2 separate regions of the Homo sapiens genome follow, and region 1 is linked to region 2. Evidence: chromatin loops called from intact Hi-C (ENCODE). Cell type or tissue: endothelial cell of umbilical vein. All regions are shown on one strand. Each heading gives the region's core, and the rest is flanking DNA. Links, peaks and the distances in the headings are about the cores only.

Region 1 (15,057 bases), core at 426-5,425, 93 kb before region 2:
GACACCTACCTGGCCAAGCACTGTCATTTGGATGGGTCTTTGGGCAGGTAAGTTTCTGTGCACCTAGAAACCTTCCCTGCTGGGATCTTGTCCCTTGAGCTCCTCCTCTCCAGTTATAAACTCTGTTGGCATCTTTATAGGATTTACTTTTTATGTGGATTCCATTGTCTCCAAAATGCCCTTTCTTAGTAACTAGTTGGGCCATCTACACCCTCTTTCGGGGTACGACATAGAAATGGAAATGGAAAATTTGTAAGGAATTATCATAATGTTAAAATACAGATACCTTGTCATTAAACCATTAAAAACAAAATTTTAAAAACCTTAAGTGTTGGAAATATTAGGATTCCAATGCTCCTTCCACTTCCTGAAGGACTCATTTCTCTAACATACTTGCTGAACAATCCTCCTACCTTTTCCCTGCGGCATTACTAAATAATTCAGATTGTTTGAAAGGCATTCTCTTCTATCGAGATGCAATCAAATTTGAGGAGTGTATTTCATTCTCGCCGAATGCATTATATCTTACTTTCCATAAAGAGAATCCAGGTATGTGCTATTGCCTTATGCCTTGAATAATATGAAGCGAAGCGATCACTCTTATATTTGGGGAGTGTTTTAGAGTCTTCAGATGCTTTATGTAGTATCAATGGCTCCAAATATAATAATGTACAATTAAGAATCACATAGGCAGGCATTTTTATAATGAGGAAAAGTGAAGTTAGGAGAGCTATGTTCACTTTCCAAGGCTACATAGAACGAGTGAGCGCCAGGACTGACAGTTCCTTCCTGCTCTGGATCTTGTGGGCTGTCTCCTCCAGCACACTGCATGCTAGAGGAAGCCAGCGATGGGGCAGGAGTGGGGCGAGCATGGCAGCTGACCCCAAGATGGGCAGAGAGCCTGCCCCTCACTGTTCTTCCCCGCCTTAAAGGACATAATCTAACCTCTGGACATGGACTATAATCTAGCCTCTTCTTTATTACTTAGGGTAAATAGTACGTCTACTGATTATTAATTAAATAACATTCTTCACCTGTACATGTTATCACACTTTAGTTCTTAGACTGCTTTCATATTCAACGTGGAGATCTGGAAAGGCAACTTGACTATCTTCATTTTATGATTGAAGAAGCTGAGGTTGAGGGAGGCTAAATGGCTTGTAGTTACACTACAAACACTAAAACAGCAAAAATTAGCATTGGAACTAGAACATCTGATGCATGTTCATGACTTTGTCCTCACAGTCATATCCTCAGGGTCTGTGGAGTGGTGTGTGGCTGTGGCCCCTTAGTTAGAAGGCCGCAGGGACTGTGGTGTTTTAGGTTGTGCCGGCTCTTCGTCATTTTCCCTTTTCTCTCCTGTCCCTTCCTTCCAGGCTATGAGCTATATTTGTGCCAGCAAGCAGTGTTTCTCTCTGTTTCAGCTTTTTCCTACTTTAATTTGTTTGTTTTCATCTGTTAGGATCTTAGAGATGAGAGAACCAAGATGATTTGGAATTTCATGTGAGATTACAGAGGATAGACTCAGAGCTGAATGGTAGCCTATCAATAACGTTCATACATACACTCTCTGACCTCTTTGTTGGTCTCCAAGAAGCCTTTCAGATTTAGTTCCTGGTTGTGGGTTGTGTTTGAGGTAGGAGGACCTTGTTGATGGTTGCATTCCAATTAAATGAGATGGCAGCCCTCACGGTGCCTGTGTGCATACAACATGTCTGTGTTAGATGTGCATTTGCAAGTAACTGGTTATAGAACATTATTTTGGAATACAACACTTGTGAAATCTGAAGATGGTTTTAAACTTTGTATTTCACCTGCAATTATCTTGTAGTACTCTCAGTTAGGAGAAAAATATCTCTTTTGCTCTGAGGATTCCTCAGTATTTTTAGTGACTCTTTGCATGCTTGCAAGGGCTGTGAGAACAAGCCCAGCAGGAAGGAAGAGACATGGGGGGAAGGAAGGAACGTGAGGGAAGTGAGAAGAAAACAAAGGCAAAGTTTCATACCTGGAAGGCTTCGTGCACCAGCGCCCACCTCCGGAAACCACAGTTGCAAATATTCTTTTGTGACCTAATTTTGGTTCTAGGTTTCCTTTCCTCTGTATGTGTTTGCTACATTCCATTCCCTATGCAATAGAGTTTTTCTGTAAAGAAGTTTCCAAGTATAACCTTCCATGAAGCTCCTCAATTTTAAGAATTTATAATTTTCCAGTCCTAGTGCTTAACTCATCCATCATTTGTTTTCCCTCATATTTTACCTGTTTGGTTGCACTCAAAGTCTTCGTTGATGGATGAAACCTGATGGTTTTTAAGAAGCAGAAAATACCAGTTTTGTCCTCACTGATTGATTTTTCTTGACAGATCACGAGTATAATTTATACCAGCTCAGTGGCACTAATCTTGTTTTGTTGTTGTTCTTAAAACAGCTTTGACAATAAGCTGCTACTCTGACTTTGATTCTTAAGTCAGCATTAATGAAACACCATTCATTTGTGTTATCAGCTGTAATAGTCAAAAACAGGTTTAAGACTTTACCATGCTTGCTTTCAAGTTTTGGGTGGATTTCTTTTTCCTCCAATGCTTAAAAGGTTTAGTAAGTGAATGTCAGGTCAAATGGGCGTAGCTGAGTTTCTCCCAGGCACGCTGGCTTTCCTGTGGATGTTTTTGTCACAGCAGTCTAAGTGTATGTCTTTCTGGCCCGGTCAGGGAACTTTGCTGTGGGGATTTGGTTTAAATTCATGTTTAATCTCCTAATTTTATTTTTGTGGCTATAGTGCCTCACCGAGTATACTGAGGCTGAGACTGGACAGAAAGACCTTTTTTCTGATAAGCTCTTAATCTGTATCAGGCTCAGCCAAAATGAGTTCTGTTAGGGCTGCTATTTTTAGCTATGTGTAATAGCTATTGTGGTCTCACAATACACTTGTTTATACACAGAATATGGTTTTATGCACAGAATTTTGTGTATTAAAATAATAGGCAAAATGATTACAAATAATTTCAGGTGTGCCTTGATACAAATCAGATCTGTATACTTGTGTTTTCCTGTTGACATCTGTCATTTGCAGTCAGTGGCTTAAATTAAAATTTTTTGGTCTTAGGGAAAATCATGTGAGGGTTTCCCTGTTGCCTCTCTCGGGCAGAGCTTCTCAGCCTTGACACTATTGACGTTTTAGACCAGACACCTCTTTGCTGTAGGGGGTGTCCCGCGCATCGTAAGAGGTTTAGCAGCACCCAGGGCTCTACGTACTAGATGCTAGTGCCTCCCCTCCCCCACTCTCAGTTGTGACAATCAAAAATGTCTCCAGACCTTGCCAGATGTCCCTTGGGGATATAGGGCTGCCAGAGTTAACAAATGAAAACACAGCGTGCCTAGTTAAATTTGAATTTCAGATAAACCATACAAATTGTTTTTATTGTGGTAAAATGCACAGAATATAAGACTTACCATTTTAGCCATTTTTAAGTGGCTAAAATTTGTAAGTGGTCAGTGTCATTAAGGACATTCACATTGTTGTGCAAACATCATCACCATTCATCTCCAGAACTTTCTTATCTTTGCTAGCTGAAACTCTGTCCCCATTAAACACTAAGTCCCCATCCTCCCCTCTCCCAGCCCCTGGCAACCTCCGTTCTCCTTTCTGGCTCTATGCATTTGACTCTTCTGGGTATCTCATGTAAGTAGAATCATACAGTATTTGCCCTTTTGTGTCTGTCTTATTTCACTTAGTGTAACGTCCTTAAGGTTTGTCTGTGTTGCAGCGCATGTCAGAACTTCCTTCCTTCTTAAGGCTGAATAACATTCCACTGTGTGAATGAACCACATCTCCTTCATCCGTTCATCCATAGATGGACATTTGGGTTGCTTCCCGCATTTGGCTATTGTGAACGATGCTGCTATGACCACTGGTGCATAGGAATAATTTTTTAGTGTAAATATGTCCCATGTAATTTTAGTACATACTTTTATACTAAAAAATTATTCATTGTTTATCTGATGTTCAAGTTAACTGGGCAAGTTGTGTTTTATTTTATTGGGTAATGCTACCTGGTTGAGAACCACTGCCCTAGGACTGAACTGCTATTTTTTTTTTTTTTTTTTTGAGATGGAGTCTTACTCTGTCACCCAGGCTGGAGTGCAGTGGCGTGATCTCGGCTCACTGCAGCCTCCACCTCCTGGGTTCAAGCGATTCCCCTGCCTCAGCCTCCCAAGTAGCTGGGACTACAGGCATGCGCCACCAAGCCTGGCTAATTTTTTTTTTTTTTTGTATTTTAGTAGAGACGGGGTTTCACCATGTGGGCCAGGGTAGTCTCAATCTCCTGACCTCGTGATCTGCCCGCCTCGGCCTCCCAAAGTGCTGGGATTATAGGCGTGAGCCACTGCACCCGGCCAGCTGGACTGCTTTCTTTGCTTGGGCACTGGCTCAGGGCTCCAAGGACCGTGGTCATACCTTCCCATGCAACTTACATATGACTTCCAAGACTTCCAGCACAGTGAAGAGCACATGGAAAAATGTGGGCACCATAACATCTACATACCCTAAATGTGTCAGTCAGCTTCAATTTGTTCTCAGTTTGGGAAGGGTGATAGAGATACTGACCCTTCCTTTTGACCTGCCTCTTTTCCATTTTATTCTGGTAAATTCACGCTTATTACAGCACTTACAGAGCAAATCATATTATGATTATAATTTTATGATATCATACTTTTATATTATGAATATATTTATAATATGTGAAATGATTGGATTCTTCAAAAAGTCAACTTAAAGAAACAAGTTGGGATCCTCACTGGCTACTTGTGTCCTATTTCAAATTATTTCTATTTGCCCTTTCTGCTCCTCTCCCCAGCTTTATTGAGGTATGCTGGACAAATAAAAATTTTAAGTATTTACAGTATAAAATGTGATGATTTGATGTATGCATATGTTGTGTAATGATTACCACAATCCAGCTAACTAACATGTCTATCACCTCACTAGTTACCTTTTTTTTTTTTTTTTTTTGGAGTGTGATGAGAACCCTTGAGATCTACTCTTTGGGCAGTTTTCAAGTATATGACACATTGTTATTACATAGAGTCACCATGCTCTGCAATAGATCTCCAGAATTTATTCATCTTGCATAACTGAAACTTTTTACCCTTTGATCACCATCTGCCTTTTTGCTTTTTCTATCACTCAGAGAAAGCCAGTTAGTGGATAATTTCTACATGATTGAGGTTAATAGAATGCGGCCACCTAAAACTGTCCCTGAGGCTTGGGAATTTGGGTGAATCCTGATTCTGCCATGCACTTTGGGCAAGTCACATACCTTCAGTCTCAGTTTCCTCATCCGTGACTAAAGAATAGCATGAATGCCTTCTCCATGGAATCACCATGAGAGGTAAAGGAAATATTGCACTTACAGCTCCTGCTATGAAATATCTAGCATCTGACAGACATGCACCTTGTCTTAGATGTCGAGCTGCAGAGCAGTTTTCATGGCAGAAAGAGAGCAATAGTTGCTAACACGTATGAACTGCTTACTGTGTTCCAGGTACTAGTCTCCAGTTTTTACTTGTATTGTTGCATTTAATCCTCACACTGAGCCCACGAAGCTTGTCCTAACATTATTCCCTTTCACAGATGAAGAATGTGAGGCACAGATAAGGTACATTCATCCAAGGGGGTATGTCTGGCAAGCAGCAGAGCAGGGCTTGGCATTGGGACATCCTGATTCCAGTGGGAATAGTTGTCCTAACCACTTGGCTAGATGGCTGCCTGTGGGGTGGTGCTTCTGGATGGAACACAGGGTGCACAGTGATGCATTTGGGAATCACTGAGGCAGGAGAGTGACCCCACCCAGCCCTCCAGGCCAGCCAGGATAACCCTGGAGGGCTGGAGGGGGACACGTCCTGGTGAGTGCACCCTCCCTCTGGGTTCCAGGTGAGATACCCTTCCAGCTGGCCTTTTGAGCCCAGCTCCCCCAGGAAGGAAGGATGCTCTCCAGCAGGCGCTCCTCAGAGCACCTTCTGTGTTTTCACCTCACTTAGAAAATTCAACCTCTAAACATCATTGAGTGGCACTGAGAACTAAAGCCACAAACTCCCAACTTGAGAAAATGCAATATTTATACATTTAAAACAGCCAAAATGGTTTTAACATACCTATACTGATTCAAAAAAGAAGTCTGAGCCAGGCGTGGTGGCTCACGCCTGCAATCCCAGCACTGTGGGAGGCCGAGGCGGGCAGATCATGAGGTCAGGACATTAAGACCATCCTGGCTAACATGGTGAAACCCCGTCTCTACTAAAAACACACACACAAAAAAAAAGTTAGCTGGGTGTGGTGGCATGCGTCTGTAATCCCAGCTACTCTGGAGGCTGAGGCAGGAGAATCGTTTGAACTGGGGAGGCAGAGGTTGCAGTGAGTCAAGATCACGCCACTGCACTCCAGCCTACGCAACAGAGCAAGACTCTGTCTCAAAAACAAAACAAAAAAAACCAAAAAAAAAAACAAAAAGAAAAAGAAATCCGTTTTCGCTGAGCCCTCCTGGCAGGTAGTAAAATCTTGGACTTGAGCTCCCTGGGGCCCTGTCCAGTTGCCCTCAGTGCCCTCCCTTCCAGCTTACCCATTTACCAGGTGTTCGAGGCTGCTGCCAGTTTAAATTTTGTTTCAAAAACTGGCCTTCTCTTTCTTTTTATTCTGCAACATTTTGCCTTGGGGCCTAGAAAGGAATCCTTAGTCACTGATTGCCGTAGGCGGATATTACCTCACCCAGTATGGGCTTCCACGCTAAAGACCTCTCACAAACACTTGCACACTTTCAGACTCACCCTGCACAAGGCACGCTGACGCTGTTTCCTAGGGCTTATTCCCAAGAACACGTCTCTGCTGAGACTTGGTTTTTGTTAGGATGTGTGTGATTCCATGTGTTCCATCATGCAGAGGAGATGCTGAAAGTTAGCGCTGTGGCTTTCAAGATCCTCCTGTGGCGCCTTTGTATATGGCATAGAATGGTGCCAACTGGAGTAGCCTGAGAACCAGAAACAAGAATTCTGCTTCTGAACAGCTTCGTTTTTGGGCCAGAGAATTGTTTCCACCAGAGGAGGCGTGATGGGAGCTTAGGGGCTATGTGCTCGGTTTCTGAAGTTGTACAACGGAGCATTCATTTGCATTCATTTGACAAGTCCTGCTGTGTTCCTTTACTTGTTCTCTTCTGTATTATGGGCTTAAGGGTCGCTTATTTCAACATCGCTATATTTTCCCTGAAAGCTCAGTAATGATTGAATCACAGAATTTAAAGAGCTTGTCGTATAAATACATCTAAAGTGAAAAAGATGAACTTTTTCCCCAGTGAATACAGGCAACCATCAATCAAAGGAATGCATCCTGGAAAAGAAAGGCACAGGGTAAAGCCTGCCTCCTTTGCGGGTCCCATCTGTTCTTGGGAGGACAGTCCCCATGTATTGCTCCTGGGCCCTTTGTGGCCGAGCACGAACAGCTGTACATACAAAGGAGGCTGTGTGTTTGTTCATGATGTTGGAACCGGAAGTGGAAGGGGCTTTCTTGTCAAAGAAGGCACATATGAGTGCCATAGTTACGGGACAAAAATATTTCTCCTGGAAAATCTATTGAAGCCTTTGTGCGATGTTCAGCAGAGTGTGTTGGGGGTGGGTGTGAATGTATCTGTGTGGGTGAAATGAGGATAATGTGGTCATGTGAACAATTCAAGGCAAGAAAAGATCCGGTGATACTGAGAATCCTGATTCTCCTTTAGAGATAGGAGTTCTCTGGCTATTCTGAAGAGTGAAGTTACTGCCCATGATGTTGCAACATATGGACATTTGCAACAATTTTTTTTTTTTTTTTGAGATGGAGTCTCACTCTGTCGCCCAGGCTGGAGTGCAGTGGCATGATCTCTGCTCACTGCAACCTCCACCTCCCGGGTTCACGCCATTCTCCTGCCTCAGCCTCCTGAGTAGCTGGGATTACAGGCGCCTGCCACCATGCCTGGCTAATTTTTTGTATTTTTAGTAGAGACGGGGTTTCACCATGTTAGCCAGGCTGGTCTCGATCTCCTGACCTCGTGATCTGCCTGCCTTGGCCTCCCAAAGTGCTGGGATTACAGGCGTGAGTCACTGCGCCCGGCCTTTTTTTTTTTTTTTTTAAATGATTCTTTTGTTCCAGTTATTGACCTAGCACCAGCATTTGTCTTATGGATAAGGTGAGGGCAAAATTGCACTGGGTGTGGCAAGGTGATTCTGCACTTAGAGGTTCGTGTTTATGGTGCTACTGAGGGACTGAAGAATTCATCTGGAAACTTTTGGCTGCTCCCCTATCCTCTTCTTGCTAAATCAGAATGGCATACAGTTAAAAATACGGGCCCCAACCCGAACACAGGATTTCAAGGCTTGCTCACTGCTTGCATGATCTTAGAAAGTCACATCTGACTCCAAACCTTCGTTTCTTCATCTGAAAAACGGTGACGATGATGACAGAACTACCACCTGCATGGTGATGCTGTGCACTCAGGAAGGTTTTAGAACCACTAGAGTGGACTGGGGCTGGAATGGCTTCTGTCACAGAATTCAGAGTTCCCTTGTACTGCAGAGAGTCAAGTGCAGCTGAATGGCTGCTACCAGGGATATTACCCAGATGTTCACAGGTCATGAAAGTGTGGGACAAGATGACCTCAGAGCTTCCCCTCCACTGGTGACAACACATGTAACATGCCTCCTATTAAGCCTGTAATGGGGTAAATTGTATCCCCACCAATGATAAGTCCAAATCCTAACCCCTGATACCTGTGAATGTGACCATTCTTGGATTATAAGATCTTTGCAGATTTATGGATCTTGAGATAAGATCATCCTTGATTTAGGATGGGCCCTGAAATCCAATGATTAGTATTTTTTATGAGAAAGGAGTGGGAGATATGAGACACAGACACACAGAGGGGAATGACATATGAAGATGGAGGCGGAGACAGTAGTGAGGCATCTCAAGCCAAGGCATGCTACGGGTTGCTGACAACCACCAGAAGCTGGGAGAGAGGCACGGAAAAGATTCTCCCTCAGAGCCTCAGAAGGAACCCACTGGACTAACACCTTGACTTTGGATTTCTGGCTGCTGGGACAATGACGGAGTAAGTTTCTGTAGTTTTAAGCCACCCAGTTTTCGATACTTTGTCATAGCAGCATTAGGCAACTAATTCCATATCTCACCCATAATAAACACTCAGTGCTAGCAATTGGCTGCCACTGTGGTGATTATCAGCATGGAACTATGTGTTCCTGAAGAGAATTAGTTATTCCATTTCTATGAATATTTTCAACCCAAGATTGTTGCTCTCAGTTAACGTACTGAAAATGAACTTGGTGAAAAAGTAAAAGCTCTTCTACATATCCCATTTGTGGATAGACTTAAGAGAACAGAAAGCTTATTATGGAATAAGCAAATTAATACCTTTGGGATCAATAGAGTGTCTACAGTTCAAAACCCTATCAAAAGTGGGTTTACGTAAAAAAAACTAGTGTGTTATCCATGTGTAATATTTTGTATAATATACAAAATTCTGGAAAGGAAGACTCACAATGCCAGATCAAGTATTGCAACGTCAGTTATGGCAGGAACAAAGGCTCTTCCCAGAAGCCTGTCTTCATTGTGCATTCTTTCACCAGAACAACTTGCTGTACTTAAGGCACAGGACATTTGGATCTAGAGATGTAGCTGTTGTGACTCACCATTTCTATAAACTTGGTGACTGGTCCCAGGCTGTCATATCTGTACCTGATCCACTACAGGGATGAATTGACATTTTCAGTGGCTACTTTGAGTCCAGATATTAATAGATCAGCCTGAAAGGGAGGATGAGGCAGTAATAGCACTTTTACAAGCAATAGAAGACAAGCTCAGGGAACAAAAGAGAAGGGAAGCTCCTTGAATTTAAAGGCAAGGGCAGAGATTTATTCCTCCACTAAATCTAAGGACTAAAAGCTTAGGTGGAGAGAGGGCTCAAATGTGAATTCACTTCTCATGCTCCCTTTGTGACCTCCTTTAAGGAAGGCCAGATTTGAGGAATGAGATTTTCCCAAGGGGAGGAAGCATTGTCTTCATCACTTCATGTATTTTTCTCAGAAGGCTATTGGCCTCCTGGAATTTTTACTTAGAATTCCAGATAGTCCAATGATGCTTTCTAGGTACCGTGGCTTTCACTGTGGTGAGAGTTTTGGCTGCAGTGCTTTTCTGTAACCCACTCACAAAGCCTTTGGGGATGGTGATAGTATAGGGATTGTCCTTCCAACTAGTTGCTCTCCAACTAGAAAGGCGAATCCCTTTTTCTTTGAGTCACAGAGGATGGAGAGGCTCAGCATTCTCATTCCCTGTTTGGGTTTCCACCCCTGTGGCCATGCAATTTCCATTTATAGCCATGTATTGGCTTACAAGCCTAACACCAATCCTGACCCAAAGCATGAGGCACTCTCACACATTTCTAGGTTAAGAACACTAAAAAGCAGGATCATCAGGTTATTTTTTGTTATTTGTAGATTTCTGCATAGCCTGATGCTTCAACTTCCCAAGACCTCATTTCTTCCCAGAGTAGCTGGAGTAGCTGGACCTTTATCATGTTCTGGTATCAAATTCTGCCTTGGTAATGTGTACAATGCTTCAAGAATTGCGGACTCCATATTACTCTCCTGTGTCATGTAGTTCTCTCTTTGTGAAAGCCATCCTTCCCTGAAACCCCTCATCCACCTGCCTACCTTGCCAACATTCCCTGCTCCTGGGTTGCCCTTCATTGTGTTCTATTTATGGGTAACCATGCTTTGCCAGGAACCATGCCAAGTACTTGGAATACGAAGGAAGTCATTGATGGAGAGGACACACAAGTAAGTAAAGGGCCCTGATAAAATGCGACGAGAGCTAGGCACGTGGATTTTTATGCAACAAAGGAGATAGGCAAGGAGCCCACGAACTAGTTTCCAAATGCTGGACCCCCTTGATCAGGACCTTTTCGGAGCAGGCTCAAGTGTCTCCCAACACCTATACCTGGCTGGACCCCTTGCCATTGTCTCACCACAAGTTGATGCTATAGTTCCAGAGGGCTGCCCCGCCAGGCCACTCTGTCTTTTGCAATTCCAGGGTGGGATGTGCATTGTCTACTTGGACCTAGGAACTCCCTTCAGCAGTTCTCCTGTGGACCTGTATCCAAGCCACCCTACAAAGTGAGCATGCACTCTGATTTAGGAAACTTTTCTTGAGAGATTTATTCTATAGTCTCCCTAACATCCCATTCTGGTGTTTATTCCATTAATTTAGAGCAAACACCCATTCAGTGAAGGGCCCTGAAAGGCATAGAAAAGGACAAAGTATCAGACTTGATTTCTGCTCTCAGCTATTAAAACTGGAGAGGCAAGGCACATAGAAAGATAGGGATGACATGATATTTAAACAAATGTTCTACACAGTGTTTCTCAATATAATGTTCTTGTCCTGTTGGGGGGCTTTTCAGTAAGCAGTGTCAGTGAAAGGGCAGTGACAGCAGGAGATGATTTTTGGTTATTTTCTGCATAGGCATCCTCAGTATGGAAGGCTGTGCCCACCTACGTTTGAAATGTGCAAGCTTGATTCTTCTCTCTTTTCTTCTTTATTAGTCTAGCTAGCGGTCTATCTATTTTGTTAATCTTTTCAAAAAACCAGCTCCTGGACTCATTGATTTTTTTGAAGGGTTTTTCGTGTCTCTTATCTCCTTCAGTTCTGCTCTGATCTTATTTACTTCTCGTCCTCTGCTAACTTTTGAATTTATTTGCTCTTGCTTCTCTAGTCCTTTTTATTTTGATGTTAGGGTGTCGATTTGAGATCTTTCCCACTTTGTCCTGTGGGCATTTAGTGCTATAAATTTCCTTCTAAACACTGCTTCAGCTGTGTCCCAGGGATTCTACAATGTTGTGACTTTGTTCTCATTGGTTTCAAAGAACTTATTTATTCCTGCCTTAATTTTGTTATTTACCCAGTAATCATACAGGACCAGGTTGTTCAGTTTCCATGTAGTTGTGCGGTTTTGAGTGAGTTTCTTAATCCTGAGTTCTAATTTGATTGCACTGTGGTCTGAGAGACAGTTTGTTATGATTTCCGTTCTTTTGCATTTGCTGAGGAGTGTTTTACTTCCAATTATGTGGTCAATTTTAGAATAAGTGCGATGTGGTGCTGAGAAGAATGTATATTCTGTGGATTTGGGGTGGAGAGTTCTGTAGATGTCTATTGCGTCTGCTTGGTCCAGAGCTGAGTTGAAGTCCTGAATATCCTTGTTAATTTTCTGTCTTGTTGATCTGTCTAATATTGACGGTGGGATGTTAAAATCTCCCACTATTGTTGTGTGGGAGCCTAAGTCTCTTTGTAGGTCTCTAAGAACTTGCTTTATGAATCTGGGTGCTCCTGTATTGGGTGCAGATATATTTAGGATAGTTAGCTCTTCATGGAGGCAACCTCAAGTAGCATTATTGTTCTTTTCATCCTTCCTCTCCTACTCACCTCCCCCACTCCTGACAAAATATGGAAATCCTGTCCCTGAGTAGTCTTGTTCACAATACACAATCTCACAGCCAAAGGAATGTATTTTTAACCCTGAGACGCCGAAAACGGCTTGAATCATTCATGCTGTCGTCTATTAGTCTGCCGCTGTGCTGTTATTTTTCCCAGGCTTAATGAGCCCTCATGGCACTGCGCTGCCTCAGAGCACGGCCGCAGCTTCAAGCACAGACAAGCCTGCTCTTTAAATATGCAAGTCATCAGCCTTTCTTGGAAAATGCTATGGGGAAGGTGCTCTGGACAAGCAAACAGATGATTTTTGCAGACTGTTCTGTAGTTAATTTGGGTCATGAAGCCCACTGTGGCTCAAGGAGTTTAGGGGACAGAAAAGGGGCTTTTGAAGGATTAACAACCAGATAGGAAGAAAGAAACAAATGAAGGGTAATCCTGGTTTTCTTTTGAGACTGACAAGAAAAAGTTGTTTGAAAGGAGGACACTCCACCATTGTTGTTGTTGAAGGAGAGCTGTACTTCTGATGTCCCCCAGGCTTTGTAGTAGTTAAGGGGTGAGGGATTGCAGGAGCTGCTCAAACCTGGCTGCTAATATGACACTAGGAGCCTGGGTGACACAGGGGCCATGGTGCCAGCTGCAGGTAGCGTGGGATTGACCCTGTTAGCCCTGGACATCAAGCCTGGAGTGAGAGATGGCCCGAAAACCCCTGGGACCTGATACAAGCAAGGGCTTTGGGATCAACCAGGCTCTCACTAACAGGCATCACTCAAAAAGAAAAGCATTTATTTAATAGAGAGTTTCAGAAAATGTTCCCCTTATTATTTTTCTTTGATTTTTGAATTGGAAGGCGCTTAGAGATCCTGTCCTTTAACCCTTGCGTTGTGCAGATGAGAGATGTGAGGTCAGGGAAGTTTAGTGGGCTCAGGGACGCACACGGAGTTCACAGGGTAGCCCGATGCAGTGGGAGGGTCGATGGGCTTCTGCCTCAGAGTTCTTTTCACCCTAACATTTCCTGTGCATTTGTTTACGTGTGCCAGGGATCGCTCTAAGTGCTTTGTACACATTAAACTTATCTAATCTTTACCCTAACTGTGAGAGGTGGCTGCCATCATTTTTATTTAATTTCACTTTGCATTAAATGATGTTGGCACAGTGATGTTAAGTCTGTTGCCCACAGTCTCCTGCCTGGAAGTGACAGTCAGGATTCAAGCCAGGCAGTGGGAGCCTCTGGAGCAGCCCTCCAAACCTCTACCCCATATGGCTCACATAGCCTCTAAAAAGGGTTTTGTGACTGATCTGAGATCCTAACCATTATCTATGACTTCATATTCCTGAGCAGGGGGCAGCTGGGGAAGCATTTCAAGATACTCAAGGACAAAGCACCCATCAACATAGATGGGTGCAAACTCAATGCTATCTAGTTCGCTGCAGCTGTTTGGCTAAAGGAAAACAGAATACCTGCAGAGCTGATGGCTTGGAGACTAGATGTACAAGATTACAAGCCAGATGCAAGTCTAGTTTCTGGGGTCCATCTGTGAGCAGAGGTGTGGGTGGAGGCCCAGAAGCCAGGCTACCATTTGGGATTGACTCTTAGCTCCTTACATGCACTTAAGCAGCCATTCATGACCTTTTCTGCAGCTCAACTGATACACTCAAGGCTGGGCATGTCCTTCTGTTCTAGTCATTCTGCTTTTGGTCCACTTCTATATGTTTGTTACCAAACTAGACATTGTCTTCAAGACCCACTCTGGCCAAGTCCTGGGGTCATGTTTAGTCCTGGAAGGACCTCCAGGAGATGGAGGTAGTTCTTAGTTGACCAGAGGGGAGCAGGACCACCTGTGCTTTAAGGTCATCCTGATTTCCTGGTGGTCGTTAATACGAAAGAAGCTACACCAGGCTTGACTTCTCTGAGTCAGTGGTGTTCAGAGCCCTTGACTCACCCTGGACCTGGGCTTGGCAGGAATTTCTCTAACCTTAGGTGGATGTATGGGTGAGTCTGCACAGCAACTTACTGTTCTGGTGCATTTGTGTTGGCATGCCCATGTACCGGGAGATGCCCTAGGGACTTACTTATGACATACTGACCTAGAGAGGGTTTGCGTATAAAATTTTAACTTGACTCACTGGTTCCTGGCAGGGTCAATAAATATTTGTGGACTCACTGAGTGAATGAGTGAGTGAATGAATGAACCAGTCTGCTAAGAAGTGTGAGCACAGAATATGTGTGCTGTTCTGACACATGATGACCCTATCATCCTTTGAGGACCTACCATATAGCTCAGTTTTGACACTGCTTGTGATTTTTTTTTTTTTTTGTCTTTGAGACAGGGTCTCACTCTATCACCCAGGCTGGAGTGGAGTGGCATAGTCATAACTCACTGCAGCCTTAAACTCTTTGACTCAAGTGGTCCTCCTGCCTCAGCTTCCTGAGTACTTGGGACCAGAGGCGTGTGCTACCATGCCAGATAATTAAAAAAAATTTTTTTTTTATAGACAAGGTCTCACTGTGTTGCCCAGGGTGGTCTTGAACTCCTG
Region 2 (16,376 bases), core at 5,301-10,300:
CATTCCTGCACTCCTGCTCCAGTGCATCGCTCAGAAAATCTATTCCCTCCCTCCCTCGCTCCATCTCTCCCTCCCTCCCTCCCTGCCTCCCTCCCTCCCTCCCTTCCTTCCTTCCTTCCTTCTTTCCTTCCTTCCTTCTTCCCTTCCTTCCATCCTTCTTCCTTTCCTTCCTTCCTTCCTTCCTTCTTCCCTTCCTTCCATCCTTCTTCTCTTCTTTCCTTCCTTCCTTCCCTCTCTCCCTCCCTCACTCCCTCCCTCCATCCTTCCTTCCTTCCTTCCCTCTCTCCCTCCCTCCCTCCCTCCTCCCTTCCTCCTTTCCTCCTTTTCTTATTATATTTTCTTTCTCTTTTTGTTATTTTATATTGGCATAGACATAAAATACATACATCATGAATGTACTGCTTGATGATTTTTCACTCATGGAATCCTCACCATCAAGAAATAAAATACTTCTTGTACACAAGAAGTCCCATTATGCCTCTCACATTATGAGCCACCATGCCTAGCCTATTTTACTTTTATTTTTGAAGAAAATTCAAATAATTGCATAGTTCTAGATTGCCAGTTAATTTCTTTCAGCATTTTAAAGATGTTTTATTGTCTCCTAGCTTTCACCACTTCTGTCATCCATATTTTTGTTCCTTTGAAGTTAATGTGCCTTTCTTTTCTCTCACTGCTTTTAAGAGTTTTGTTCTGTCTTTGATTTTAGAAGTTTCATTATGATGGGCCTAGGTATGTGTTTTCTTTGATCTTTTCCTATTTTGAGTTGTAGTGTTTCCTAAATGTGTGGTTTGATGTTCTTTGTCAATACATGATATTCTTAGCTGATAATCTCTTCTAATATTACTTCTGCCTAATTCCTTCTTTATCCTTCCGATCTCATCATTTATGGACATGGGCTTTGAGAGAATGTTAATTAATATGTCCAAAAAAATAGGGAACATGATGGAGAATTTTGACAGAGAACTGGAATATATAAAAGAAAATCAAATTAAAAGTATCTGAAACTTAGAACACAATAGTGGATTGAACAGCAGATTCGAGACAGTAGAAGGAAGGGTTATTAAATGGAAGATAGGTCTGTAGAAAATATCTAGCATGAAGCTGTCTGGATGGGAGAAAATATATATTTTCATTGAAAATTCCTGATTTTGGTTTTCCAAAAAAAAGTCAAAATTTTGTCAACATTGAATTTACATTCCTCATAGTTTCAGTGTGCCTGAGCTGATGAGTTGTTGATGTGCTCCATATACAGGGATATGTACTCCCAACTAGCCACAGTCACTCCTTTCTATTATCTTCTACCACTGAGGCTGAATATTAGTTGTCATGGTTTATATCATCCCTTCCCTGCTCCACACATTTACATTGCGTGCTGGGCATGCTATATATTTGAGTTCATGATCCATGTTGAAGATGCCATAAAGACCCAAAAATGTGAAAGAGACTTGGAACCGGGTAACAGGCAGAGGTTGGAACTGTTTGGAGGGCTCAGAAGAAGACAGGAAGATGTGGGAAAGTTTGTAACTTCCTAGAGACTTGTTGAATGGCTTTGACCAAAATGCTGATAGTGATATGGATAATGAAGTCCAGGCTGAGGTGGTATCAGATGGAGATGAGGAACTTGTTGGGAACTGGAGCAAAGGGGACTCTTGTTATGTTTTAGCAAAGAGATGGGCAGCATTTTGCCCCAGCCCTAGAGATCTCGGGAACTTTGAACTTGAGAGAGGTGATTTAGGGTATCTAGTGGAAGAAATGTCTAAGCAGCAAAGCATTCAAGACGAGACTTGGGTGCTCTTAAAGCAGTGCATTTTTATGCATTCATGAAGAGATGATGTGTAATTGGAACTTATGTTTAAAAGGGAAGCAGGGCATAAAATTTTAGAAAATTCACAGCCTGATGATACAGTAGAAAAGAAAATTCCATTTTCTGAGGAGAAATTCAAGCTGGCTGCAGAAATTTGCATAAGTAACAAGCAACCAAATGTTAATCCCCAAGACAATGGAGAAAATGTCTCTAGGGCATGTCAGAGGTCTTCATGGCAGCCCCTCCCATTACAGGCCTGGAGACCTAGGAGGAAAATATGGTTTTGTAGGCTGTGCCCAGGGCCTTGCAGCTTTGTGCAGTCTCAGGACTTGGTGCCCTCTGTCCCACACATGGCTAAAAGGGGCCAACGTACAGCTCAGCCTGTTGCTTCAGAGGGTCCAAGCCCCAAGCCTTGGAGGCTTACATGTGGTGTTGGACCTGTGAGTGCACAGAAGTCAAGAATTGAGGTTTGGGAACCTCTGCCTAGATTTCAGAGGATGTATGGAAACGCCTGGATTTCCAGGCAGAAGTTTGCTGCAGGGGTGGAGCACTCATGGAGAACCTCTGCTAGAGCAGTGTGGAAGGGAAATGTGGGGTCAGAGCCCCCACACTGAGTCCCCACTGGGGCACTGCCTAGTGGAGCTGTGAGAAGAGGGCCACCAACCTTCAGACCCCAGAATGGTAGATCCACTGATAGCTTGCACCATGCACCTGGAAAAGCTGCAGACACTCAGTGCTAGCCCGTGAAAGCAGCCAGGAGGGGGACTGTACCCTGCAAAGCCATAGGGGTGGAGCTGTCCAAGACCATAGGAACCCATCTCTTGCATCAGCATGACCTGGTTCTGAGACATGGAGTCAAAGGAGATCATTTCAGATCTTTAAGATTTGACTGCCCAGCTGGAATTTGGAGTTGCGTGGGGCCTGTAGCCCCTTTGTTTTGGCCAGTTTCTCCCATTTGGGATGGAGCATTTATCCAATGCCTGTACCCCTAATGTATCTTGGAAGTAACTAACTTGCTTTTGATTTTACAGGCTCCTAGGTGGAAGAGACTTACTTTGTCTCAGATTAGATTTTGGACTTGGAATTTTGGGCTAATGCTGGAATGGATTAAAACTTTGGGGTACTGTTGGAAAAGCATGATTGGTTTTGAAATTTGAAAGGGACTTGAGATTTGAGAGGGGCTGGGGTGAAATGATATGGTTAGGCTTTGTGTCCCCACCCAAATTTCATCTTGAATTGTAATCCCCATAATCCCCAAATGTTAAGGGAGAGACCAGGTGTAGGTAATTGAATCATGGGGGCAGTTTCCCCAGTGCTGTTCCCAGGATAGTGAGTTCTCATGAGATCTGGTGGCTTTATAAAGGGCTCTTTCCCCCTGCGTTCTGCACTTCTCCTTCCTGCCACCATGTGAAGAAGGTGCCTTGCTTCCCCTTCACCTTCTGCCATGATTGTCAGTTTCTTGAGGCCTCCCCAGCCACACTGAACTGTGAGTCAATTAAACCTCTTTCCTTTGTAAATTAACGAGTCTTGGGCAGTTCTTTTTAGCAGAATGAAAACAGACTAATACAATAGAGTCTAGCAATAGAGTGGAGAACAACATAGTTACAAGCTCTGCCCTCAGGGAAAAGAAAACAATAATCACATAAATAATTAGAATTGTCATAAATACTCTGAAATAAAAGTAAAAAATGCTAAGAGATCCATCATATTTTCCAGTTGGAAGGCAGGGAATGTTTCTCCCAAAAAGGTTATTTAAGCCGAGTTCTGAAGATAATATGATTTAGTCAGATGAAGGCCTGGTTATATGTGTGTTGATGGAGAATGGACAGAGAGAGTTGATCTAGCCTGGAAGAGTTGGACAGGTCTGAGGATTCAAAGCAAGTCAGTAGGGCTGGTAACACATATATGAGCAGAAACTGTGTTGTATTGGGCTGCTGAGTCTGGAAAAATACATAGGATTTTGGATGCCTTTGCAGACCAAGCAGCTAAGGACCAGCACATTTCATGGTGACTTGATGGTGTGCAAATTTGGTCCCTCTGATGAATCTTCTAGTTGAAATAATTTATCACTGTGAAATTAAGTCATCAAGTATAAGATGACCAGCTGACTTTTAGCCAGGTAGACAAGCTATCGACTTGGTATGATGAAACATCACTGAGTTCATTTTTATGCCTTTGTTTCCTCTCTGTCTCAGCTGCAAGTGTCCACTGCTTGGGAAAGTGTGGGAAGCTGACTTGGAAGCTTGTCGATTGCTTATCCAGAGCCTACAGCTCCAGGAAGCCAGGGGAAGCCTGTCTGTAGAAGATGAGAGGCAGATGGATGACTTAGAGGGAGCTGCTCCTCCTATTCCCCCCAGGCTCCACTCCGAGGATAAAAGGAAGACCCCTTTGAAGGTATTGGAAGAATGGAAGACTCACCTCATCCCCTCTCTGCACTGTGCTGGAGGTGAACAGAAAGAGGTCTGTCCTTTTCACATGGCCTCCAGAGGGGACCCTTATTCTAAGGGGTGCTTTGGGACCATGCTCCAAATGGGAACAATAAATATTGGGAAGGCTTCCCATTGAGCATATAAACTTTTAAAAGTTTCAATAACTCTTGAATATGATTACAAAATAAAGTAGAATTTTTGTAGAAGTTTGAAATATAGAAGAGCAAAAAAACCCAACTTTTGGCATATTTAGTTCCATTTTCATTCTAATTTAGTGGCTAGAATTAGAATATGCAGTCTAATATAGAATTACCATATATAGCATACATTATATATGTCATATATAATATAGTTATTATATTCACTATAGATTATATATGCCATACATGATATTTAACATATATACTATACATTATGTATTGTATGTCATATATGATGTTTATATATTTAGAATCTATATATTACAATATATTATTATTTATTTGAATGAAACATTCAAATATATGTATTTATCCCATTAATTGTTTTTACCAAAACCAGATCATAATGAATGTTTATAATGTTCTTCTTTCATAAACACAACTAAAGTTTGGCCTGAGATATATGTATTACAAATTAAAATATGGTTTTATTTAACTTTCTTTTTCTCTCCCCTCTTTCCTCTCTCCCTTCCCCTTCCACTCCTCACTTTCCTCCTCCCACCCTAACAAGAGTCTTTTCCATAAAAAGGCCCTAGGAAGTTTTTCCTGATTTCAGTGCCATGACCTGAGTCTTCAGAGCTCTTTGTTGGCCCAGGTTCACAGGTGTTGTGAGTGTGGAAAGGAAATAGCATGGAGAGGCTGGAGGAACTTGACACATGGCTTTCAAGTCTCATGGTTGATGTTAGATGTTAGCTGTGCTTCCTCCCTGGGTCTTTGCCAGGACTCACCACTGGTGGGTGGGGAAATTGCCACCTCCCCAGGCCAGCCCTGCCAGTCTCACATCCCATCTGCAGGACCATGGCCTTCAGAGAGCAGACATTTGTGTTCTTAGTCACTGCCTCTGGACTGCTTAGAAAATCGATCCTTGATCCTATATTTGGATTCCATGGTCTTATAAGAAAGCAACCACTGTCACTCTGCATCCTTGCTGGCCCAGTCACAGGCTCTACGTTAATTTATAGACATCTGAACTCGTTTGTTAACCCAGGTGCTACAGGTGGAATCCTCCAGCAAAGCCTGGTCTCCAATGCTCTGGGTAGAGGTGTTGAAAAGTTACCACCTGCTGCAAGTGGATGGCTTGAAAGAATATTCTGGGGTGGAGGGAAGTGCCACCTAAGCAAGGGTTTATTCCTGGGTGGAAGAAACTGCAGGCTCTGGGAATGAGTCTTTGAAGGTGTGTCTGGCTTTCCAAAGTGAGCTACCAGGAGGAGCTCGGTGTGGGGCAGTCAGAAGCCATGCCAGGTATGTGATGGAGTCCCTGGGTCATTGATTCTGCTGGAGGCCAGGACTGATTCAGCAGAGATCCCTTTCTCCTGTAGCGGAGAAAAATGAATATCTTTCCTTTACCCATCTAAAGGTTCTCAGCTGAGGCACCTATACAGACAGAGTAACAAGAGAAAAATGTACAAATGTGCTTAATATAAAATTTACATGACACAGGAGCCTGCAAAAATGAAGACCCAAAGCAACAGAAACCAGTGTATTTTTATGCTTAAGTTTGAAGAATAGCAGACAGATGTGGAGAAGTATAATTGGACAAAAGGAGTATGATTTAATGGCAATAAACTGGGGGGAGCTTAGCAAGGCCTGTTTGCTCGGATTCTTCGCTGCATCCCTGTGTCTTCAGAGATAAGGATACTCCTTTCCTTTGGGTATAGGTTGTACACTTTAAAGATGAGGGTGTTATAATCTACTTTAGAGGAAGGTCAGATAATTATTTATGGCCTGCTTCAGGAAAGAATGGCTGCAGAAGGTCAGAGAGACTTTCCTGCTTCTGCTGTTCCTCAAATGCCAAGGTGCCATATTTTGGGGTAGTGTATTCTGAACCCCATCACTCTCTCCCTCCCTTTCTCCCTCCTTCTCTGCCCTGCCCACTGAGCCCTGAGCCCTCCAGGTTCTCTGGGGACAGACTTTCCCAGGCATAGGAGGATTCGTTTTCCTGCATAGCATTATAAGCACCTGTCAATTTCACTATCTGGCTATAAGAACACAGAGCTATATTTGTTGAAAAATAGGAAGCTTGGGGTCAAGGATGAAAAAAGAGTGGAGCCTTATCCTAGGTCCTGTGGTGGCTGCTGTTTGGGTGCTCCAGGGGTCCCCCAGAAAGCCTCCCAGATCCTCTCCACCAATTGAAATGCTGAGGATGTCCTACATTTATTTGTTGCTTTCTTGGGGGTGAGTGGGTGCTTTAGAGGGGACCTTACAGCTTTTGCTGGCTTTCAGTATCATTTCCCTGTTCCTGTATCGCAGTGCTGGATTTATTTTCACAGAGAGGGCAGCCGTTCTCTGAATTCATGAGTGCCATGGATTTTAAGACAATGTTTTCTGAGAACGGCAAAATTATGGGGCCAGAAAACAGATAAATTGTTGCCAGGAAAGGGGAAGGGACTCATTACAAGAGCAACAGGAAGGAATTTGGTGCGTGGAAGTTGGGGGCGGTTGATAGAAGTATTCTCTCTCTTGATTGTGGTGGTAGTTACGTGACTGTGTGTATGTCTAAATCCATAATTTTACATCAGAAAGAGTGAATTTTACTGTGTATGACTTTATAACAATTATTTTAAAAAGTTTTTTTAAATGTCTACCTATTTAAAAACCGGGCTATAGATGTTTGAGTCAGTGCTTTTGTCTCAGGGCTATCAAAACGCAGTGTGGCCTGCTGGAAAGAGCACAAGGCTTGAGTCTGAGTCTGCCGTGATCCTCAGTTAGGCCTCTTACAGGCCGCATCTCCACATCTGTTAAGAAAAACACCACCACGACATAAGAGGATAATGAAAACTATCTCATGAAGCTGTGATGAAGATTTAAATAAAAGGATGCATCACGAAGTGAGAGACGCATACCTAGTAGAGGCTAATTTGTGTTAACTTTTGTTTCTATCACTCTTTCTGGCAGTCACAAGCATCTCTAAAATGCTTTTTGCATGCATAATGCTAGCAACAGCTATTTGTTTGTATGACTCAGTCTCCAGGCTTAACTTTCCCTTTTGCATAAGGAGTTTGGGGGTGCTTGAGATTGTTACATTTTCCTTTACATGTATAATATACTCACTTTTTGTCAAGAAGTAGACATGAGCAATGAGTTAGTGGAAGATACCCAGTCAGAGAAAGGTTTAACGAAGGAAAACTCCCGTTTGTATTCGGGTCCAGGATTTTAGACTACAGAAGGTATGGGGAAATGATAACAAGGGCCTCATTAGGAAGGTGCTTTTGTTTTCCTGCCTGTGTTTTCCGGGAGCCATTGAAGTCTGGGTACTTTGCATTTATCCTGTGGCTAAAATGTCTATTCGCTTTGCAGCTCTGGGTTGGTTTTGCTTTAGAACTCCGTGCTGGGTCTGACCATCCTATACTGGTTTCTCTACTGAAGCTTGATGCCCTGAAGGCAGTCAATTTCTTTTTGACCCAAATCTTCCATGAAAAATTACTGACTTCTTATAGAGGTCCACAGGAAGATGAGTTTTCAAAGCCTTTCCCGTGCTTATCTGGCCAACGTGGTGATGTGCATTCTGGTGATACTTTGTTATCACAAGGGCTTTGTCGTTGATCGACACCTTCCTGGGTCTACGGTCCTTGCCAGGCTGCTGAGCACCATTCCCCCATTTTACAGCTGGGCCCATTAAGGTGAAGCAATTTGCTTTGGACTTTGTTACAGAGGAAGTCAGCAACAGGGCTCAGTGCCAATCTTAGCATGAACTTCCTCGAATTGTAAGAGCCCTTTTCTTTTCCAGTTTCATGACAGCTCTCCTCCAAGCCTTTCTGAGGACTCTGGAAACTATCAGCTGCTGTTGGCCCTGGTTCGTAGATGTTACAGAAATTGAATGGGGGCCAGACAGGAGCCAGGGAAATCAGTGAGCCAGGCTTCCTCCGCTGTGAAGTGGCTCTTTTGTACGGGCTGTTCTGGCCATAATACCTGCGTAATTTTTTTCTTTCCTGTCTGCAACCTAGCCTGCGGGGTGCTTTCTGTTTCCATTGCTTTTTCTACATAATGGGCTCCCTGGACAGTACCACTCTCCCAGACTTCTCATCCCAGCTGCTTCCTTTCTGAGCCAGTAGCTCTCACCAAAGAGGCCAAAAGAGGACCTGGCAATGTTGAGTCATTGCGTGCAGTATGTGAGTAGCCAGTGTGTGAACACAGCTGCAGTGAACGGAATTAGCAATAAGACACAACGCAACCAGGTAGCCTCATTTGTTCAGATTGAGGTCTTCAAAAAGCATTTTAAGTTTACGGGTGGAAAGGTGTGATACCTTTCCTCAGCCATCATTAAGGGCTAACACTCCTATAACAAAAACAAGTTAACGAGAAAAACATAACACATTTATTTAATCAGAGTTTTACATGGCACAGGAGGCTTCAGAAATGAAGACCCAAAGACCCAGGAAAAACTATTTTTATGCTCAGATTTAATGCAGAATAGTCAGCTATGAAGGAATGTGATTGGACAAAATGGGTATGATCTAATGGTTATAGACTGGGGGGTGAGCGGACCAGCAAGCCCTGTCTGTTCAGATTCTTCTTGGACGCTCTGCATAGTATTTATTCCTCTTGGGTATGGGGCCGGACTCCTCTAAATGGAGGGCCTTCAAGGGAGAAGGAAGAGAGTGACCTTTCTAGGTTTTATGTTTGCTTTGAGGGAGAGGAGTCCTAGTTTCTAAGACTGGCTTTGAGGAAGAGGAATTCTGGTTTCTATGGCTTGCATCCAGGGAGAAAAAGGAGTGTGAGAGGGGAGGGCAAGAGAAGGCAGAGAGATCTTGCTTCTGAGGCCTTCCAATCTCCTTTGGTTCAAAGTACTCAGGCATACCAAAGTGTCACACTTAGGGGTATCATACTGTGAGCCACAACATAAATATCTCCATTCCTTTTTACTCAATTTCACATAAAAAAAGCTGGAAAAGGTGATCCACAATGAAGATGTTTGTCCTCCTTGTCTTAAACTGATTTCTATATCTAGAAATGTCTTTATTGGGCAAAAGTGCTTCCTCTTCAGCCATAATGGGTGCAGATCTGATTCTTTCTCTTCTCTGACACTTACTGGCCCTGGGACAGCTGGAAACTCACTTTGACTCTCCAAGGAGCACATCCCTAAATGTGTGATCTCTTGATATCTCTCCCACTTTTGAAAAGAACTGACAAGGGAAAAATGTTCACTTACCCATCAGCTGGTTTTGCTCTTTTTGTTTAATGTCTTTGGGGAGAAAGCAAAGAGCTAGGACATGAAGAAAACTTCTATCTCCACTACATTTTGAAGTTTTGCAAACCCAGCCATCTTTCCCAAGAGCAGAGCAGTAGAAGCAACCAGGATGCAACCAGGGTTGGTAATTGGTTGGTTAATTAAAAAGTCAGAAAAGACAGAGAGTCATAAAAGATGATGCATGCGTATTTTAAACCTTTTTGTTTCTAGCTGAAAACATGCCCTCTCATTTGCTATTCATTCGATATAGGACCAAGTATTTCTGTTTGTAGAGCCTGCTGATTGGCTTTTCACATGACCCTCGTTGTGTAAACCTCACCTATCATGCATCATTAACAGTTTCCACTTTTGGTGTCTTTAAAGTGGGCTGGAAACGTTAAGAGCACTTGCAAAACAATTCTCAGCCTCCCCCTCTCTCTTAAATGTTATTGAATCTTTCCAAGGTTTCCAGCTTGCTTTTTATGGAAACAAGCACTTGTTTTCACATTAATATTTCATCGCTCTACATAGTATTTATTTAGATTGTATAATTAGGATATTTAAATATAACTGGCCTACAGAAGTGAAGAAACAAATGCAACTTGACCAATAGAAACAGAACTGCGCAGGCTTACCAGGACCCTGCCCCTGGCCTGGCCCTGGCCACTGAATTTGAGAGAGAAAGCAGAGTCCAGGGACAAGCTGGCAGGTGGCTAAGAGAGGTGTTTCTTCTGTTCAGTGAGCTGGCTCCTGCTTGTTCTCTCAGTTAATTACTGTCATCAGCTTGTCAGCCTCCTTCACCTGCCCAAGGGAAGGAAGGGGACTCCTCTGATCTGCTGGCTTCTCCTTCTTTCGGAATATGGTGGAACCTTGCTCCATGCTCCAGGGCCTCACGGTGGCCCTTTTTCCACTAATTAAAAATAGTTCAGCGCTTCTGAGGAAAACAACCTCAGGGCTCTTGGTGACGCCGTTCACCTTGGAAATTCCTTGTCATTCACTGGTGCAGTCTGAGGGATCGATAGCAGGATGGCGTCTGCCTGAATGGCAAGGACTCATTTTCTGCGTTTGTAACAGAGGAGGTGTTATCCAATGAATCCTCAGTGGTGTCCTGGGAGTAGCTGAGAATTTTTGTAATGTGGAAAATCAGATAGCACCCTGCCCCCTCATCACAGCTACAGTGCATTTGATTTCCCCACCACTGGGCAGCCAGGGCAGTTAAAGTCAAGAGCTTCCACTCCCCAGGAGCTTCCGGTCCCCCCATAAGCTGGTCGTGAGCTATTCCTGCCCTTCCTAACTAGGAGCAGGCAGGAGATGAACACTGGAGTTCCATGAAGCTCCTGTGTGAAATTATCTTACCTCTACCCAAGACTTACTGCACTGCCTTTTTCAGTGAATCGTTTAATGCCTTCCATTCTGAATATGCTGGTGTTTCTGCTTTGCCAGCCATTGGTCATTCCACACCCCCTCCTCCACCCGGCCCCCAGGTATTTCCTGGAACCATTGATTATGGCAGAGCAGATCTTATTTTGCTCATATGATTAGGAACCTCAGGCCAACAAGCTTGGGTAATAGTGAGAGAAAAGAAGAGTGGTCCTTTGCTCTTCTTTGTCTGAGTGCCTTTTGAGGGAAAGAGTAGATACCACCAACCATAGCATCTCTATCTCTTTCCAGCAAACTACAGGGGTGCCTGAGACTTTAGGGTGGGAAGCAAGCTCTCACTTGGAAGGGGTGACATCCAGAACCAGGATTAAACGCTGACATTTAAAAACAGTAACTATGGTAGTCTTAATAGTTGCACAGTTTACAGTGAAACACTTAGAGTTCAAATTTGTTTTACTATAAAGTGAACATGGATGGAGTTTGGGATTTGATTCTGTCTTCATAGTTTCCCTTTACAGTTCAATATTTCTTAGCTCAAAGAACACATTCCCTTAAAAGGAATCCCTCAAACCACTTTTCATTTTTATTTTCTTATACAAAAGGGCCTTAGGGTTGGATGTCCCTATCCCCAGAATCTGAATCCTTTTATTAAAGGGACTGTATCTAGGTACTAGCCGGTGCCATGAATCTCATTTTGGATTCAAATGGATTATTTTCTCAGAGGGTTCTAATGAAGTCTGGTTTTATTCAGATTTGACTATCAAACTCAGTGTGCTTAAAGAAAAGCAGTTCACATCCTCTTGCATGATCGTGTAATATAAACTGTAGCTTTTCAAAGGTTGCCCTTCAAGTAAACTAGAAACCACAGGCCAATTAACATATGCCAATTAGCAAGCAATTTCTTCTTCTAACAATTTGTTTGGTTCTGTTAATTACTTTTATTTAGAGCTTGTTTCTCCGAGCCACCTTCAAAACAAGCATGCAGATACTTGAAGACAATTCATTGCTTGCTCTGACCTAAAGAGATCTAAATATTTCAGATGCTTTCTTTACCACTGACGACATCTGGATGCTTTTAAAAGAAATACGCAGTTACTCAGGGAGTAACCGTATAATTTGAATATGTGGATGAATACTCGTATCAGATAGAGTAATAAAGATATACCCTTAATGTCTCAATTTTGCCTCTCTGCTTATTGGCATTTACACGACTGTAGAACTCGGCATTTATATGAAAAGACAAACACCATAAAATCTATGTCAAATACATGTGAAATATATTCTTTGTGTTGTGGGCAGGCATTTGTTTGAAGTAAATATTCTTTTTGTAGATAATATTTTAAAAAGAAAGACAAAACCATATCGCATTCCTGAAATGTATTTACCAAGCATGTATTTTGGAAAACAGCCCAAAGGAACATATTTAAGGCAGTGATTTTAATACTAAACTAAGGAAATAGTTTGATGCATCAGCTAAGCTCATGGATGGGGGTAATCACATCTGGTTTACCTCAAGCCAGAGGAGAAGGAGTGAGACTTGACAATGTAACAACCATTATGAGGCTCAAGTAGCGTTTTTGGCTTGTAAGCATGTATGTGTGCTGTGTTCAATTTTATGTTTTAAATTTTTTTAAAAAACTTAAATACTGCTATAGCCCCAAAATATGTAAAATATGTAAACAGTTGGCTTGATGGCCATAAGGGAACACCTGTCCTTTTTTTTTTTTTTTTTTTTACTGTGTAGCCTGTGACTTTCACTGCAGGAATTAAATATTTTTGTGGATAGGCAAATGTACTTTTGTGGATAGGTATTGCTGATGCCTTATTACACAGCCGAAGGAAATAAGGATCTGGGTAAGCAGTTGAGTCACGGCAAAGAGTACCGTATCCAAGGTGGAGGTTCATGCTAGAGCTACAGGTACTAACCCCTCCCCTGCACCACTGATCCCTAGCAAGGGTGGAAGTAACTGATGACTTCTCTGCACAGCCCCCAGCACAATGTCTGAAAGAGAGACCTAAAGGGTAACTGCCTGTTTTCTCAGATTAATCTTAGAATCCTAGCAGTACTTGTTACTTCAGTTTGGAGATTTTTCTTATTCTATTTCTTCACACTCTTACAGACTTCACATAGCCCCTCCCTTTAGAATAACTCTTGACAGCATTTTAAGAAATAGACTATTTAAATCATCTTGATCCAGTGACTCAACCCAAGGTGTAACCCGTCTGCTCAAATTTGTGGCAAATCTCCATTGATGATAACATTTCTGCAAATGTATGCTCTGTTAGGTGTGGAAGCTTTTCCTAAGTAGAATTGGCAGCCACAGTAGTACCTGCCTACCTAGCAATTTAACTTAAACAGTTTCCTTTTCCAAAGGTATTTTCTATTCAGAATAGAAATAATAAATATGATTTCCTCATCACTCTAGATACAGCCTGATGAGATATTGTTACCAGATACTTTCTCTTATCAAAACAACCATTATTATTTCATAATATATTCCCTACCCTTTGAATATAAGCTCCAGTTCTAAAATTTTAAATGTTGGTATCTTCCACATGTCATAGGGAAAGACTTAAGCCTTGTTTATGGGAACTATAACTGAGTAAAAATGTCCTTGGAGACCCTGGTCATGGAATTTGTGACTGTTCTTCTACTGGGGCATGTGGTTTAGACATCTGCTCAGGCTAGCAACTGAATGCTTTTCTGGGTATACACTTTTATAGAAAAATGTTTTTTGAAAGTCACTTTAATGGGAAAATCCTGCCCAACAAAGGAAATCCTATTTTCTGTTTTTAAATCATGCTCCCTGAGTTGGGTGAGCAGGACAGAAATTTGACATCAGCTCTAATTCAACACAGCTGAAAATTTCTGCCCAAACATTCAGGCCTACGGGTTTTGATCATGAGGTGAGTTAAGCAAATTATATTTGAAATATTGCCTGGCTGAGTCGGTGCTACTGAATCATACCCGTGTGGAGGGACAGCAGGGAAGATGGTAGGGCTTTATTGGAGGCCAATAAAAGCCATGTGTGTACAGCAGTACTGTGGAGAGCCCCAGGACCCCATGGCTGTCCCTGTGGCAAGAAAATTATCCCAGATAAGGCTGTTCTTGGCTGCACTGAGGCAAAGGCATGTGCTCAGCATCCAGAAAGGTTCTTCTTGTTGGTTTTCCTTCCTGGCTCTTTATACTTGGGTGAAATGATCTCTTGGAAGTGTAGTCTGAAAAACAGCATAGCTTCTTCCAAGTTCTCATAAGATACAGGAGTCTCCATTCATTACTTCAATAAGCATTACTGAGCACCTTTTATGAGCAAGGTAGGACGACGGAGGCAGGGCCAGGACCTCATCATCTGGTGAGGGAGACAGGCGGTTACACACACAGGGAGGAACTCCTCCTACCCAGAAGTAGGCAGGGTTGGAGATTCGGGATTGAAGCGTTCCTGGAAGAAGTGGAATCTGCAGAGTTTTGAAAAGAGGGGGTGTTAGGTGTAGCAATCAGACCATTTACCTGTTATAACTGCTTTTCATTCTGACCCACAGGGAAAACAATTATTCCTAGGGTTAAATGATGGGACGGATGTTCAGAAAGGAAAAAAATAATAATTTGAATTGCTGAAAGGACCGCCTGACAAGACAAATTACTGGAGAGTCTTCAAAGACACTTTGAAATGCCGAGCAACCTGTACTTTAAATGATCCGTTCAGAATTGCAAATCCTACAGAACTCCATTTCTGCTAGGAATCCCAGTGGCTTTGTAGTGGGTGGTATTTTTAATTATCAAGTATCAGTCTTGCAGGCTTTCTCTTTTTTGTCACATTTGATTTAAAGTACAAATGGGAGCAAAAGTTACAAATTGCACACAGAGAGACACTCAGTGTGTGAAATTGTGGACATGGTTCAGAATATGTTTATTTGGAATCCGCTGAGGTGATGGGAGAGATGGGACTGGATACTCATGTTCTTATTTGGAAAGGAGACATTCTCGCCGCCTTTCCCATGTGCCCGCTTGCTTTTCTCTGCTTCCAGCCTGATATTTTATGGACTTGTGGATGAGAGGTCCTGTGCCCATCATTGCATTCCAGATTGTCATGGCTGTTATCATTGTCACCTCCACTCATTATGCCTCTGAGTCCTGGAGGGAGCATATCCCTTTAATAAGACTGAACCCTCCAGGAATTGAGACTTTGCAGAGTTCTGAGAGTAGAAGGGAAGAGAACACCATGTCTACAGGTGCTGGCTGTTTGCTTCTCTGATTTCTTTCCATCACCACTTTGCCCAAGTTACATGACTCTTTGGCCAGGTGCGGTGGCTCACACCTGTAATCCCAGCACTTTGGGGGGCCAAGGCAGGCAGATCACCTGAGATCGGGAGTTCGAGACCAGCCTGACCAACATGGAGAAACCCTGCCTCTACTAAAAATACAAAAATTAGCCTGGCATGGTGGTGCATGCCTGTAATCCCAGCTACTCGGGAGGCTGAGGCAGGAGAATCACTTGAACCCAGGAGGCAGAGGTCGCAGTGAGCCGAGATCACGCCATTGCACTCCAGCCTGGGCAACAAGAGTGAAACTGTCTCAAAAAATAAATAAATAAATAAAAAATAAAAGGATTCTTCAAGCCTCTTTTCTTGTATGTAAAAGAAGGAATTGAACCTTGAGGATGGTTCCTAAGACCCCTACCAAATCCAGCAGCATTCTCTGCTTCTAGGTATTAAGATTCTCAGGGAAGGTTTCCGACATTCTTAGTAGCCCTGAAGGAGGCAGATCTTTGTAAATGCATTTGCTGTCCTGGGAAACAAGATGGTGTTAAGATAAGGAAGCTCCATTTCTCTTGCAGTTATAACCCAAGGCAGAGCCTCCTGATTAATACACCTGGCTTACAACTCACTATTTTGGCTTAAACAGAAATGTCAGTGCTTCCAAAGCTTTCACTGAGACACCTTCTTTGAAAAAAAAAGTTTCTTTTATTTTAAAAGAAGCAAACAAACTCTCTTCAACAGCTCCCTTTATTTACTTATTTATTTATGTAGCTTTCTATGAAGGCTTAGCAAATAAAACAGATAAAATTAGAAATTGAGGTAGAGTTGACAGTAAAAACCCTTTTCCTCCTACCAGGGGATCTCTGCAGAATAAGGCCTAAAGCCCACTGGTTTGAGAGAACATCCTCCAGCAAGGTGCTTTCCAAGCAAGGGAAAAACTAGAAGTAGTGAAATACACCTGATGCTTCCTGCAGAGACTATGCCATCCTGTGTGACCGTAACATATAAACATCACATACCAGGAGGACATGATCATTTAAATAGACAGCAATGTTGTCCTTCAGTCTAGGCAATGGGTGTGCCCCAAGGCCAGTGTGAGGGTCCGGGAGACAGGAATCTGTATATTTCTTACCTGC

Evidence for each region. Hi-C counts contacts between places; a loop is a spot of excess contacts. Peaks named below come from ENCODE experiments on the same cell type or tissue, not always from the same donor. Only the 100,000 strongest peaks of a DNase experiment are listed, where the experiment ranks them.
Region 1: it touches region 2 in a loop (5-fold over the local background); 3 of 110 quality-filtered maps call a loop at or near these places.

The regions. Positions count from the first base shown.
Region 1 is chr1:231,916,824-231,931,880 of GRCh38, forward strand. All of the region lies in intron 9 of DISC1 (DISC1 scaffold protein), which reads left to right. The region is part of intron 12 of TSNAX-DISC1 (TSNAX-DISC1 readthrough (NMD candidate)); the gene reads left to right. It overlaps DISC1-IT1 (DISC1 intronic transcript 1), which reads left to right and starts at 9,011. Exons shown (of 4, transcript NR_126441.1): 1 at 9,011-9,127. In endothelial cell of umbilical vein, for the core only: no CTCF peak of the experiment used is centred there; a DNase peak (open chromatin) is centred at 2,658; H3K27ac peaks cover 942 bases.
Region 2 is chr1:232,004,783-232,021,158 of GRCh38, forward strand. DISC1 (DISC1 scaffold protein) reads left to right here. Exons shown (of 13, transcript NM_018662.3): 11 at 4,003-4,267. TSNAX-DISC1 (TSNAX-DISC1 readthrough (NMD candidate)) reads left to right here. Exons shown (of 16, transcript NR_028393.1): 14 at 4,003-4,267. Among named protein-coding and RNA genes, the nearest start is that of DISC1-IT1, 87 kb to the left of the region's middle. In endothelial cell of umbilical vein, for the core only: no CTCF peak of the experiment used is centred there; a DNase peak (open chromatin) is centred at 8,309; H3K27ac peaks cover 1,849 bases.